Linked DNA regions of Homo sapiens: region 1 is linked to region 2. A link is an interaction called in ENCODE POLR2A ChIA-PET data of the cell type or tissue named here. Cell type or tissue: GM12878. All regions are shown on one strand. Links, peaks and the distances in the headings refer to the core of each region. The heading gives the core; the rest is flanking DNA.

What was found. Peaks named below come from ENCODE experiments on the same cell type or tissue, not always from the same donor. Only the 100,000 strongest peaks of a DNase experiment are listed, where the experiment ranks them.
Region 1: POLR2A ChIA-PET joins it to region 2 with 5 read pairs; 2 of 35 experiments call an interaction of 5 or more read pairs at or near these places.

Annotation. Positions count from the first base shown.
Region 1 is chr6:71,444,761-71,447,681 of GRCh38, reverse strand. All of the region lies in intron 4 of LINC01626 (long intergenic non-protein coding RNA 1626), which reads right to left. Among named protein-coding and RNA genes, the nearest start is that of LINC01626, 25 kb to the right of the region's middle. In GM12878, for the core only: no CTCF peak of the experiment used is centred there; DNase peaks (open chromatin) are centred at 1,011, 1,311 and 1,645.
Region 2 is chr6:71,669,891-71,672,811 of GRCh38, reverse strand. No RefSeq gene overlaps it. Among named protein-coding and RNA genes, the nearest start is that of RIMS1, 220 kb to the left of the region's middle. In GM12878, for the core only: no CTCF peak of the experiment used is centred there; no DNase peak of the experiment used is centred there.

The DNA of each region.
Region 1 (2,921 bases), core at 96-2,595, 220 kb after region 2:
CCAGCTATCTTCATTTCACCACCCTTGGGCAGACAAGGTGTTTGCTTGTCATGGGAGTTAGAGCTCTAGTGCCCATGTTATCCTCCTGGACTGTGAAACTCCTGCATGTTTCTCAATGGTGAGATCCCCATATTTTTCTTTCCTTGGATCCTGTACGCTGGCCTTATTTTTTCCCCTTCCACATAAACTATCTGAGTTTTGGAGGAGGATCTCTCTTCTTCCTACCCACGAAGGAACAGAACGATTTCATGGCTTCCCTTGCACTTCCACAGGTTTGGAAAATTTCTGTGCCAGTAGGACTGGGGGAGGACATACACATGCTTCCTTCTCAAGCTAACATTCCCATCCTTGCCCTCCCTGCCCCTTCTCCCCAGACAGATACCCACAGTTGTTTTCCCTTCTTAGGGAAAGATAAGAAGCAGAGCCAGTGTGGTGTTGTGTACCTGTAGTCTCAGCTACACAGGAAGCTGAGGGGGAAGCTTGATCCTAGGAGTCGACCAGCCTGGACAACATAGCAAGATTCTGTCTGAACAAAAAAAGAAAGAAAGAAAGAAGAAAGAAAGAAAGAAAGAAAGAAAGAAAGAAAGAAAGAAAGAAAGAAAGAAAGAAAGAAAGAGGGAGGGAGACAGAGAAAGAAAGAAAGAAGCATTTATGATGCTTTCATTCATATCGCAAATTTGTTTAGTACTTACTATGGCTCAGAAAGCACTAAGCATTGTGATAGATGTAAAATGGAATGAACAAGAACAAATGATCTTAAAAGGCATAATGTCTAAGTGAAGAAATGAGTAAGATTTCACTTAAAAAGTATGGTATATGAAGCATATGCGAAGAAGGAGTGAGATTAAAAACTTTTAACATCTATCAAAGCATAAGCATTGAATGAGACTGCATGTGTGTGCAGCCAACAGCAGAGCTGCAGCAGTTAGTAGCCTCTGAATACCAGCCCAGCATGTGCAAGGGATGATACTAGATGGAGCCTATCAGCAGACCACGAACACTCAAATGCCAAGTGACATGCCTCGGCTTTATGCTCTAGGCCCTGCAGAGCCACAGAGCAGTTCTGAGTATGGTTATGATACAATAGAGCTATGTTTGGGGCTTGTTTCTCAGCCTTTAATCTACTGGCAACCCAAAGCCACAGAATAAAGAGATTGTTCTTTCCTATTCTCTTGTAACTAGTTCTCAACAACCTATGACCCACACGTTGGCATATAATTTTTTCAAACACTAGAGCTTGATCAGATAAAGACCAGATCTGGTTAGCTGTGTTTAGACATTTCAAATATTGTGTAGTTGTCATCCCCCAAGAAGCAGATAGCCAGCTGAGATTTTGACTTGTGTGTGCCAAAGAACAACTGAAACAAAAAGTTCACAAGGGGATGCACAATATGACTGGAATTTCCCTCTGCCAGCTGGCTGCCCGGACACTTGTGCTTCTTTTCATGTTTCCCATTTTGAAGGCTGCTGAGTAAGCCAAAGAAGCAAAAGTTACACTGGGGACTGGGCAAATCCCAATGGAGTCAAACAAATGGAAGAATGTGGAAAGATGTGTCAAAGAGACACATCCTTTCGGTTAATCTTCATTAGCATGTCCTCTTTAGCACTATTCCTTTTCATTGTATTTTTTTTTCTTTTGAGAAAGTGTCTGTTAATTTCTCTCATATGAAATAAGCACTGTTTCATCTACCAAGGATAAGTTGGCTAAAGTTAACAGCTTGTTTACAAAACAGGATTGAAAAATCTCTTGGCTCACTGTTTGCAGGGAGGATGGCATGATGGGTATTGTGTAGGCCCTGATGTTAGACTGCCTGTGTGTGATTTCTGGCTCCACAAGACACTTGCTGTGAGATCTTGGGAAGGTTTCTTATCATCATTTTTCTCATCTGTAAAATGAAGATAATTTTCGCTACCTCATTTGGGGTACTGAGGATTAAATAAGTTACAATTTATGTAGAAAAAAACCTGACATGTAGCAAGCACACAAAAAATGTGAGTTGTGGCCAGGCGCAGGGGCTCACGTCTGTAATCCCAGCACTTTGGGAGGCTAAGGCGGGCGGATCACGAGGTAAAGAGATCGAGACCATCTTGGCCAACATGGTGAAACCCCCATCTTTACTAAAGATACAAAAATTAGCTGGGCATGGTGGCGCATGCCTGTAATCCCAACTACTCAGGAGGCTGAGGCAGGAGAATTGCATGAACCCAAGAGGCGGAGGTAGCAGTCAGCCCAGATCACACCACTGCACTCCAGCCTGGGTGACAGAGCAAGACTCCGTCTCAAAAAAAAAAAAAAAAAAAAAAGTTAGTTGTTTGTTGTTTCTCTTAGTATTATTGTATTCATTCTTTTGAGAAAGTGTCCGCTAATTTATCTCATATGAACTGAGAACTGTTTCTTCTACCAAGGATAAGTTTGCTAAAGTTATCCCCATATTTGTCTAGATCTCTATTTCTCAATAGGAAGGAATAAATACCTTTTGTTAATAAAGTCTATCTACGTGCCACAAACTACTAAAGATACTAAAGATACATGTATCTCTCCCAAGTATAAATTACTCAAAAAAAACTAAAACTTTTAGAAATGTAATAGAGAGTCAAATATTTTTGCATATTTTTTCTCGAAGATGACAGGTCTCCATTAAACTCTCTTTCTATTTTTCTGGACAAGCTAGCCTACACTGCATGAAAACAAGTAATACTTCTCTAATCATAAAAAAGATATCTAAAAGATCATTAAAATACTTGCTCACTTATCAAATAAAAATATGTAATCAATAATATTGATTATTCTTAAAACAATAAATATGAGAGTGTCACCCTTGGCTGAACATGTAACTCTTTCCCCTGACTACTCCTCAAGGAACACTTGCAAAGGTATGCTTTGCAGAGAGAGCAGACATCTCAGAGGGAGCTGCACTGGT
Region 2 (2,921 bases), core at 257-2,756:
GACTGCCCCCAAGCGAGTGCCCTTTGTGCTCATAAATAGCCACAGCAGACCAGGAACCAATTCATAAAGGATGATATCCAAAATCTCTTCCTTATTCATCTAATTTAAGGCTTTCCCAAAGCCTTCTCAGCCTTCTCCCTCTAAGTCTCAGTCAGAAATGTGGCAGAATTTACCCTAAACAAACTCTGGGCTGGTGGGGCTGGATCACTGTAGTCGGTTTGTAACAGTCAAAATTTACTCAGCAGCCATTATAGGCCAACCTGGACACCATACAGAACTAAGCTTCTTTCAGTGTGGCAAAAGAAAAAAAGGAATAATTTGGAATTCAATTAGTATACTTTTGGTTCTAGCTGTGTTTATTTTAGGTCTAATTAAGAAAAAGAAAAGAGTGAAAATAAACCTTAAGTTCACTAAGCCTAATGAAACTTCAAGATTATATACTTACAGAAATCATTTTTTTTTTGTATACTGTATATTGACATCCTGTGACCTGGTGATCTGAAATACTCTTTGGGAATTTCTTGTCAAGGATATATAATTGAGGCTCAAAAGCCTAAAGAAATGAAGCAAAATTACTATTTTAGGCCAAATGGAAGATAAAAATAAACTTACGCAGCTCGTGAAAAAGTCATTTGGGTAAAATGGAAGAATACTTTTTCACTGGCCCAGTCATTCTGTGGCTTATATCACAGGGGCCTCAAGGGATCATGCTGCTCTCAGGCCCTTTGAGAACCCACCAGCAAAAGCTAAGGGTTATATACCATGCCTCTCCTCTAGGACATCAACGGGGTCACATCTGGCTAATTGGAAGACCCACCTTCGCATATCTATTTACACTAAATTCCTAGTAGACTGAGAGACATTGAAATACCCTATGGGAATTTGACTCCAGGCAGCAAAAAAAAAAAAAAAAAAAAAAAAATTATTTATGTCTTAAAGTTCTTGTCTATACCTTCGTACAGATTTTCTATCTAAAAAACTGTGCTAGTTTATTGTACTTAACTATAACCTTCTTGAGAGCAGATCTTTGATACCCACAGCATTATGTTTGTGGCCAGGGTCTACTGCCCACAAAGTGTCCAGTAAATGAAAAGAACATTTTCTTTCTTTACCCAGTTCTGCACCTTTACCCAAGTCACAATAGTATGCCAGTTGTCTTGTAAGTGCATAAATGTCATCAATAACTTAGCACAACCCTTGTAAAATGTTGCATAAAAACAAACATATAAAGCCTGATGGTAAAATTGAACAGAATATACTCAGTCCTCAAGGAGGTCGTGCCACTCCCTAAATGTAGATCATACATAATGACTTCCCTAGAAACAGAGGCCTACCTTGGAGATATTGCGGGTTCAGTTCCAGATCACTGCAATGGAAGAATGTCACAATAAAGAGAGTCATAGGAATTTTTTGGTTTGCACTGCATATAAAAGTTATGTTTATATTATACTATGGTCTCTTAAATGTGCAACAACATTATGTCTAAAAAAATGTATAGACATTAATTTAAAAATACTTTATTCCCCAAAATTGCTAATGATCATCTGACTCTTCAGTGAGTCACAGTGTTTTTGCTGTTTGAGGGTCTTGCCTTGACATTGATCACTGCTGACTGATCACAGTAGTAGATGATGAAGGTTGAGTGGCTGTGGCAATTTCTTGAAATAAAACAACAATACAGTTTACCACAGCAAGTGACTCTTCCTTTCTCTATAGCATACAATGCTGTTTGATAGCATTTTACTCCTGAAAGAACTGCCAACATTTTAGTCAAACCTCTCAAATCCTGCCACTGCTTTACCAGCTAAGTTTCTGTAATATTGTAAATCCTTTGTTGTCATTTCAACAATGTTCACAGAATCTTCAGTATGGGTAGGTTCCATCTCAAGAAACCATTTTCTTTGCTCCTCCATAAGAAGCAACTCTTTATCCATTCAAGTTTGATGGTGAGATTGCAGCAATTCAGTCACATCTTCAGGCCCAACTTCTAATTCTAATTCCCTTGCTATTTCTCCCACATCTGTAGTGACTTCCTCCATTGAAGTTTTGAGCCCCTCTCCCCCAGTCATCAAATTCTTCCAAACAATTATGTGGTTTACAATATTTAGGAAACCATGGCATAAACAGATGTGCTGTCATCCAAGCTTCTTTTTTTCCCTTTATAGAGCACAGGTAAAGTACTATAATTCTTAATGGCCCTAGGATTTTCATAATGATAAAGGAGCACTGACTTCAACTTAAAAGTCACCAGCTGCATTAGCTCCAAACAAGGGAGTCAGACCGCCCTGTGAAGATTTGAAACCAGGCATTGACTTCTCCTAGCCATGAAAGTACTAGATGATATCTTTATCCAATAGAAAGCTGTTTCGTTTAGATTAAAAATATGCTGTTTACTGTAGCCACTTTTATCAATTATCTAAGCTAGATATTCTGGATAACTTATTGAAGTTTCTCCATCAGCACTTGCTCTTTCACCTTACACCTTTATGGAAACTGCTTCTTTCCTTAAATCTCATGAACCAACCTCTGCTAGCTTCAAACTTTTCTTCTGCAGTTTCCTTAATTTTCTCAACCTTCGTAGACTTGAAATGTCTTATGCTGGTTTAGGCTTTGGCTTAAGGGAGTATTGTGGCTGATTTGATCTTCTATCCAGACCACCTGAACTTTCTCCATATCAGCAATAAGGCTGTTTTGCTTTCTTATCATTTGTGTGTTTACTAGAGTAGCACTTTTAATTTCCTTCAAAAAACTTTTTCTTTGCATTCACCACTTGGCTAACTTTTGGCCCATGAGGTCTAGCTTTCAGCCTGTCTTGGCTTTCTACATGGCCTTCTCACTAACCTTAATCATTTCCAGCTTTTAATAAAGTGAAAGACGTGTGACTCTTCCTTTCACTCAGAGGCCACTGGAATTTTGTTAAT